Regions from separate parts of the Homo sapiens genome. Here region 1 is linked to region 2. Evidence: chromatin contacts called from ENCODE Hi-C or POLR2A ChIA-PET data. All regions are on one chromosome and are shown on one strand. Each heading gives the region's core, a stretch centred on a gene start or an enhancer-like site at or near the end of the contact. The rest is flanking DNA. Distances are from core to core; before and after follow the strand shown. Region 1 has its middle 78 kb from the start of RYBP. Region 2 has its middle 41 kb from the start of RYBP.

The links. Hi-C counts contacts between places; a loop is a spot of excess contacts on that map. ChIA-PET counts read pairs that join two places held with the same protein, here RNA polymerase II (POLR2A). Pooled maps may share reads with other maps.
Region 1: a loop to region 2 is called in a map of PC-3, with 4 times the contacts of the local background. The contact joins two enhancer-like sites. A Hi-C loop is called at or near these places in 2 of 168 maps with a recorded cell type or tissue (CD14-positive monocyte and PC-3), 6 of 37 single-sample maps with no recorded cell type and 15 of 50 pooled maps. POLR2A ChIA-PET finds 5 or more read pairs at or near these places in 13 of 52 experiments (Caco-2, GM10248, GM12878 and 7 more).

Annotation. Positions count from the first base shown.
Region 1 is chr3:72,522,226-72,526,052 of GRCh38, forward strand. No RefSeq gene overlaps it. Among named protein-coding and RNA genes, the nearest start is that of RYBP, 78 kb to the left of the region's middle. Within about 2 kb of position 1,271, at least 9 of the 41 ENCODE cell types and tissues checked have a DNase peak (open chromatin) inside an H3K27ac peak, as active enhancers do.
Region 2 is chr3:72,485,293-72,488,992 of GRCh38, forward strand. No RefSeq gene overlaps it. Among named protein-coding and RNA genes, the nearest start is that of RYBP, 41 kb to the left of the region's middle. RefSeq lists enhancers at 1,884-2,401, 2,402-2,919. Within about 2 kb of position 2,284, at least 3 of the 41 ENCODE cell types and tissues checked have a DNase peak (open chromatin) inside an H3K27ac peak, as active enhancers do.

The sequences.
Region 1 (3,827 bases), core at 21-2,520, 36 kb after region 2:
TAGGATTCCTCTTCTATAAAGTTCAAAAACTCACCTATCATGATCGAGTTACAAAATGGTTATCTTTGGCAGAGGGTATTGACTGGAAGAAGGCACAAAAGAGCCTTCTAGGGTGCTGGCCTGGCCTATATCCTGATTTGGGTGGTAGGTACGTAGGTGTACACATAGGTGCGCACGCATTGAGCTGTATTTTTAGCATTTGTGTACTTCGCTGTGTGTTGCATCTCAGTAAAGCAGTCCCCACCACAAAGACAGCTTCTGGATACAGGCAAGAGCTTAAACAGCTTTGGGTGCTGGAGAAGGAACCGCTCATCTGTGGAAATCCACTGGCCTTCCTGGAGAGGTCTTTCCAAGTAGTCGGCTTGTCCTCTGACGGCACCTGCTGAGGAGTGTCTGGTTCCCCTGCTCACATCTCCTTTGCTTTAACCTCCTGCGATGAGCTCCTGAGCTCAACTCCAGACCTCTGGTTCACCAGTCCTCTTAGCCTTTCAGCCACTACCCTCCTCCAGCTTGGAAACCCTTGGGGTCCTAAGGGCCTGTTGACCTGGACGTCTCTCTCAGCCATTTCTGCTACCCTGGCCTAGCAGCCACTCCCATCTGGGCCTTGTAAAGGAGGGGATGTGCCTCCCCTGTGCCAAAAGGGCTTTCTGCTTACCCCTTTTGTCTGACAGCAACTGCCTGTGATGTTTCCTCTCTATGCGCTGATGTCCTCCCGTTTCCTGGAGCAATCCCGGGAGAAGGGAGGGAGGGAAAGAAACTGTATTGACATGCACAGAAATAAGGCACACTGAGAGGTATTTTAAAATCTATTATGTCCCTTACCCTTGATTTCTTTTAGGTAGAGTCTGGTTTCTTTTCATTATGTGACTTGGGTGATTCAAATCAGCATGGTTAGGATAGAATCACGGTATTTTAGCAATGAAGAGGTTCTTAATCATCATTTCAAATTCCAAGAGGGACGATTTCCAATTGTGTGGTCCTAAGTACATGAACACATTTATTATCCTGCTTCCCACCCAGCCCCCAACACACATAAGCATCACTCATCAATCATTATGATCACCAAGAAGATGCCTCCCGACACATCCACAGTTCTAAATGTCCCAAGGCAGGGTTTAGCCTCATTTGTTTATTTTGCAGATAACGAAATTGAAGCCCAAAGCAGAAAAATGACTTATCCAAGCCCCTGACAAAACAGGGCCTGATTTCCAGTTCCGTGAGATTTGTAGGTCACCCTGTTAACTTTTGGTGTAAGTTTGAGGAACTAAAACGAGGCACTGCAAGGGAACTTCTGTTTCTTACTGAATTTCTGCTTTCCTTTCTGGCAGTAGAAGCTGTCCCATGTCACTTCCTCTTTCCCTCCCTGAGAGTTAGCAGATAGCGTGGTGCCAGAGCCATTGCTTCCCTCTCAAGCAGAGGGGCAGTGGAGGCATGTCTGAGAACTTGCTGGCAGACACACCCAGTGTGGACCTGCCCTATTTATCCACACTCTCCACCCTGACCACATTAGACAGATATGCAAACACTCAGCATCCGGCAAACCCCCCACCACCCTCCCGGCCAAGTCTCATCACAGATCCATAAAAGACAGTGAAAATACACCGAGGTCTGATTTATTCTACTTTAGATGCAAAGACTGCTCCATCCCATCACCCCATGTCATTCAGATACAGGCGGCTTGATGCTGGCAGCATGTGGAGCAAAGTAAGTGAGGAGGAGGTTCAGCACAGTGGCTGGGAACACAGGAGTTAGAGCCATTCGTTCATGCATTCATGTAAGCACTCATTCATTCATGCATGCAAGCATTCAAGCACTGGTTCATTCATTCTCCATTCCAGTGTTTATTGAGCTCTTACAATCGTTGGGTTCATTCTGGGCATCAGGTAACATGCTGGTAAACACAATAGATGTGTTCCCAACCTTGTGAACTTACAGTCTCTAGATTGAGCTCAAAACCTGGCCCTGCCACTGAACACCTATGTGGCCTTGGGTGAATTGCTGAATCTCTCTGAACCTCTACCTCTTCATCAATAAAACAGGAAAATAGAAATAGAGTTGTGAAGAGTAAGTATAAAAAAGGATGGGAAGGAACTAGCCCAGTTCCTGGTATATAATAGGTGGTAAGTAGGTCACAGTTACTATTATTGCTAAAAATTTAACATTCGATAGGAACAATCCCTAAATCCGTATACCTAAAACCTGGACATGAAATTTTGGCTAAGAGCTCTATATTTTACCTAAATTATGTATAATAAACCAGCTTTTTTCAAAGATGTGTAGTTGTATATCATAAATCAAATACACATATATATAAGGTGTATATCATAAACAAAAAACCCTATGTGTGTATAGTATGTGTGTGTGTATGTGTGTGTATCTTAACTGGCATGGTATCATAATTTCTATATTCTTTTTTTTTTTTTTTTTTTTTTTGAGGTGGAGTCTTGCTCTGTCGTCCAGGCTGGAGTGCAGTGGCGTGATCCCAGCCTGGCTCACTGCAACCTCCACCTCTCAGGTTCAAGCAATTCTCCTGACTCAGCCAACCAAGTAGCTGGGACTACAGGTGTGTGCCACCACGCCTGGCTAATTTTTATATTTCTAGTAGAGACGGGGTTTCACCGTGTTGGCCAGGCTGGTCTTGAACTCCTGACCTCAGGTGCTCCCCACCACCCAACCTCGGTCTCCCAAAGTGGTGGGATTACAGGCATGAGCCACCGCGCCCGGCTGAGAATTTCTATATTCTAATGTAAGACAATGATACTTTGTATGGATACACAATTTTAAAAGAGGCTTGGGCCAGGTGCTGTGGCTCATGCCTGTAATCCCAACATTTTGGCAGGCTGAGGCAGGCAGATTGCTTGAGCTCAGGAGTTCAAGACCAGCCTGGACAACATGGTGAAACCCCATCTCAAATACAAAAAATACAAAAAATTAGTTGGGCGTAATGGCACATACCTGCAGTCCCAGCGACTCAGGAGGCTGCGGTGGGAAGATCTCTTGAACCCAGGAGGCAGAGGTTGCAGTGAGATGAGATCGCACCACTGCACTCCAGCCTGGGGAACAGAGCAAGACCCCACCTCAAAAATAAATAACTAAATAAAAATAAAAACGAAAGATGCTTGGACAAAGAAAACATGACATAAGCCATGAGTCTTTTAATATTCTATTCTCTTCCTGGGCCTCCGCTCTTGACAGACACTTTACCTTATTTAGCCTCTGCTGCCTGGTCTTGAAACCTCTAAATAGATGGGTTATTTCAGGCTGGCCAAACCCTCGAAATTATTTGCCAGCAGCATTTTGGAAACATATCCCCTTACTGCGAGAAACAGCAGCCAAAGCAAAGGACTGTGTGGTTGCTCCCAATCCCCTTCCTTCTGAGCCTCTGCTTCGGCTGCTGGGTTCAGCTCACAGAAGGCACTGTAGGCGAAGGAACGAGTGTGGCTTTGAGGTCTTTGCCAAGTGCGTGACCCATGGAAAGTTACCAAGCTATGAGAGCCTCAGTTTCCCCATTGGTAAAGAGGGACATAAATGTCACTTTGCAGGGTTATTGGGATAATTGACTAGGTCAGTGATGAAAATAGTCACTCATAAATGGCAGCTAAGGGTCCAGCACAGTGGCTCACAGCTGTAATCCCAGCACTTTAGGAGGCCAAGGCAGGTAGATCACCTGAAGTCAGGAGTTCGAGACCAGCCTGGTCAACATGGTGAAACCCCATCTCTACTAAAAATACAAAAATTAGCTAGGTGTAGTGGCCATGTGCCTGTTATCCCAGCTACTTAGGAGGCTGAGGCACGAGAATCTCTTGAACCCAGGAAGCGGAGGTTGC
Region 2 (3,700 bases), core at 1,034-3,533:
TGAACCCAGGAGGTTACAGTGAGCCAAGATCACGTCACTGCACTCCAGCCTGGGTGACAGAGTGAAACCCTGTCTCAAAAAAAAAAAAAAAAAACCATCAGATCTCGTGATACTTACTAACTACCTCAAGAACAGTATAGGGGAACCACCCCCATGATTCAATTATCACTACCTGGCCCCATCCTTGATACACGGGGATACAGAGATACAGCCAAACCATATCACATAATTCACACACACATACATACCACACACACCGTGTATCTGGAGGTGAAACATTATTTCAAAACAGCTCAAAATATTATACTGGCTCTATCTGTCAGGATGCTTTGATTGTAAGCAACAGAAACTGCCTCTACTGATCTAGGCAGAACGGGAATTTCTTGGAAGGATATTAGAGAGCACACTAGAGCAAAGGAATGGCTAAAAAGTCAGGCTTGGAGCCATTAGGCACCCAGCCTCTCCAGGAGGTTCTTGGCAGCAGAAAATGCTCAACAATCTCACTGAGCTGCTGTGGCTGGAATGAGAACACTCCAAGTGTTCTCTGCTTTGGGCCTGAATCCATGATTGAGATTTCAGGGAGGGAGTCCCCATTGGCCTTGCTGGCAGTCATGCACTGGGGAGGAAGGGCTGGCCTGGCTAACCATTCCACTAGACAATTTGGAAGATGGACCAGCAGCTGGGCAGATGACAAACAACGAAGGTCTTTGCATTTCTTGAGAATGATGACAGCCAACCACTGAGGCTGTGACAACACTTATAAAAAAAATCCCCCTTTCTCTTCTATCCATTTCTCTCACACGCTGAAGCTGCTCCACAGGATTTCTCCCTACAGTTATACGCAAACCTCACCCAACATCCACTCTTTTATACCCCGGCTGTGCAAAATGTATTCAGAGAACCAGCAGCATTTATAATCTCCAAATGTAATCTGTATAAAGCCAGCGTGCCCATGGGTTCAGCTTCAACATGGTGAAGTAGTATCATAATGTATTAGTCCACTCCTTACACTGCTAACAAAGACATACCTGAGACTGGGTAATTTATAGAGGAAAGAGGTTTAATTGACTTAATCTAGCAAGTTGGGAGCTTGCTAGAAATGTAGAATCTCAAACCTCACCCTAGACCTACCAAATCAGAATCTGCATTTTAACAATATCCCAGGTGGCTCTGATGCACGTGAAGTTTAAGAATCACTCATGGATACACTCTCTTCCTCTCTCCATTTCTTTTTTTTTTTTTTTTTCTTTGAGACAGGGTCTCACTCCTTTGCCCCAGCTGTAGTGCAGTGGTGCAATCATGGCTCACTGCAGCCTTGACCTCCCTGGGCTCCGGTGATCCTCCCACCTCAGCCTCCTGAATAGCTGGGACCACAGGCATGCGCCACCATACCTAGCTAATTTTTATCTTTCTTGTAGAAATAGGGTTTTGCCATGTTGCCCAGGCTGGTCTCAAACTCCTGGGCTCAAGTGATTTGCCTGCTTAGTCCTCCCAAAGTGCTGGGACTACAAGTGTAGAGCCACCGTGCCGGCCTTCCATTCCTTAATTATACAGATCAATCTAGTCTCTCACCAGCCTAAACAAATCCTTCCTCTGTAGCAAGAGGAAAGAGATGGGCTATCAATGACAAGGTTGCCTCTGGTGGGGTGATAGAAGAAATGTGAACATTTGCAGGCTCATAATTGTCTTGTAAACAAGGGTAAAGCAGACACAGTCTGTGACCTCAGCGAGCTCAGGTTCTGGAGGGAAAAGCTGGTCAGCCGGTCCAAATGGATATTGAGGTCTTCCAAGGCAGCATGGCATGGTTCTCAGGGCTAAACTGACTCTAGAACCGCTTGCTCTAGGGGAGGATCCTGGGGACAGAGGGACGGAATGGTAAATTAAGTTTCATTGGGCTGCACAGATCAGTTTGGAAGTCCTGTGGTCCTTTGAGTCCTCTCTGAAATGCAATGCTAGACAACAGTGCCAGGGTACTCAGGGTTGGTCTGTCTCCTCCTCCAAGAGAGCAAAGAAGGAACCAGGCCCAGGGACTCACCCAGAGGGGGCTTGGGAGCCAGTAAAATGAAAAACGTTGAATGTAGAGTTCCGAACGGTCTGGAATCCAGGTATTAATCTGTTGGTCCGTCATCATATTGGTCTTTGCAACATACAAACAAATCAAGCACGAGATTTCCCCCAAAGTTAGCAAGCTCCTGTGAGTCATTTCTCAGGAACTTGGTGGCAGACACTTGGCTGAAGGCAGCTGTGAGGAGGAATGTCCGTGGAGGGGGGTGGGGGGCGGTGGTGGCCACAGTCACGGGAGTGGCTGTGTGGGCGTGACTGTAGCTGGGACTGCTGGGCTATGAAGCTGTGGCTGTGTCTGTAGCTGGGGGTGGGGCTGTGGCCATGGCTGTGGCCACCAGCCTCACAGCAGTAGCCATAACAAAAGGAGGAGCTGCTGACTGGCCTCATCTCAGTGACCACATGGCATCATTCAAAGATTCGTGCTCCTGGTCCCTCAACGCAGGTAGAACTTTTGGCAGAGTCGGGGGAAACTGAGCTAAAGGCAGTGACAGGTTGTACCTACTTGGGCCATGGACCCTGAGGAACCTGAAAAAGATGAGGGAAGAGGTCCCTATCACACACTTTGGTGTTTTGTGGCTGCTGGTGGCAGTGGGGTCTGGCATGAGGGTGACCTGCAACCACACGCACCCAGCTCCTAGGTTCCTGGAGCTGACAGCGTCTGTGGCAGAGGGGCTTGACATGAGGATGCTGTCCCCAACTCCTCTGGTCCTACCCAACATTTTCCTGCAAGGTGGCCCTAACCAACCCCACCCGCATCATTCAAATCCGTGCTTGAAGGGACAACACCATCTCACCCTCTTCCTCATTTTCCATCTTTCTCAGTCCTTGCTGTTCACAGAATAGTCTCCTCTCTTCATCAGCCAGAAACAAACAAAATGCCTGTGCGAACCGATGCTGTGGTTTCACCAGCTTGGTCCTTCCACAAACAGCAAAACTCAGAGTTCAGTTTAGGTGCCTTCCCATCACCCCTACTAGAACACTTTGTCTCAGTAGCCACTGAGTTAACAGTTGTGAAAGCTTTTAGAGAAAGATACATTCTTGTGCTCTTGAAAGAGTATGATTTACATTTCTTTGACATTCTCCAGTTTCAAAAGCCACTTGCAAATGCCAGTACTTCGAAGCTTTATTTCTGTACCTACAAAGAAAGGCACCTCTCATAAAAGAGCTTTTTAAACCATGGCACTTTAGGAAGGTAGAACCTAAGAGGCACAAAACCATAATGATAAACAAACAAATCGGTTTGTGAAGTAGCTCAGGCCATGGTCCCTACTATTCTAGGGCCTCTTCATCTATGCTGATGGCGTAAGTTTACTGAGCATTTATTTGGTGTCAGGTACTCTTCTAAGCACCTTACCTGAATCATCTCATGTGATACTTACAGGAACTCTAGAACTCTAGACCAGTGATTTTCCTTTCTTTTTTTTTTAAGAGACAGGGTTGCTCGCTCTGTCACCCAGGCTGGAGTCCAGTGGCGTGGTCGTGACTCACTGTAACCTCAAATTCTTGGACTCAAGTGATTCTCTTGCCTCAGCCTCCCAAGTAGCTAGGACTACAGATGTGAGCCCCCGTGCCTGGCTAATTTTTAATTTTCATGTAGAGACAAGATCTCCCTATGTTGCCCAGTCTGGCCTCAAGT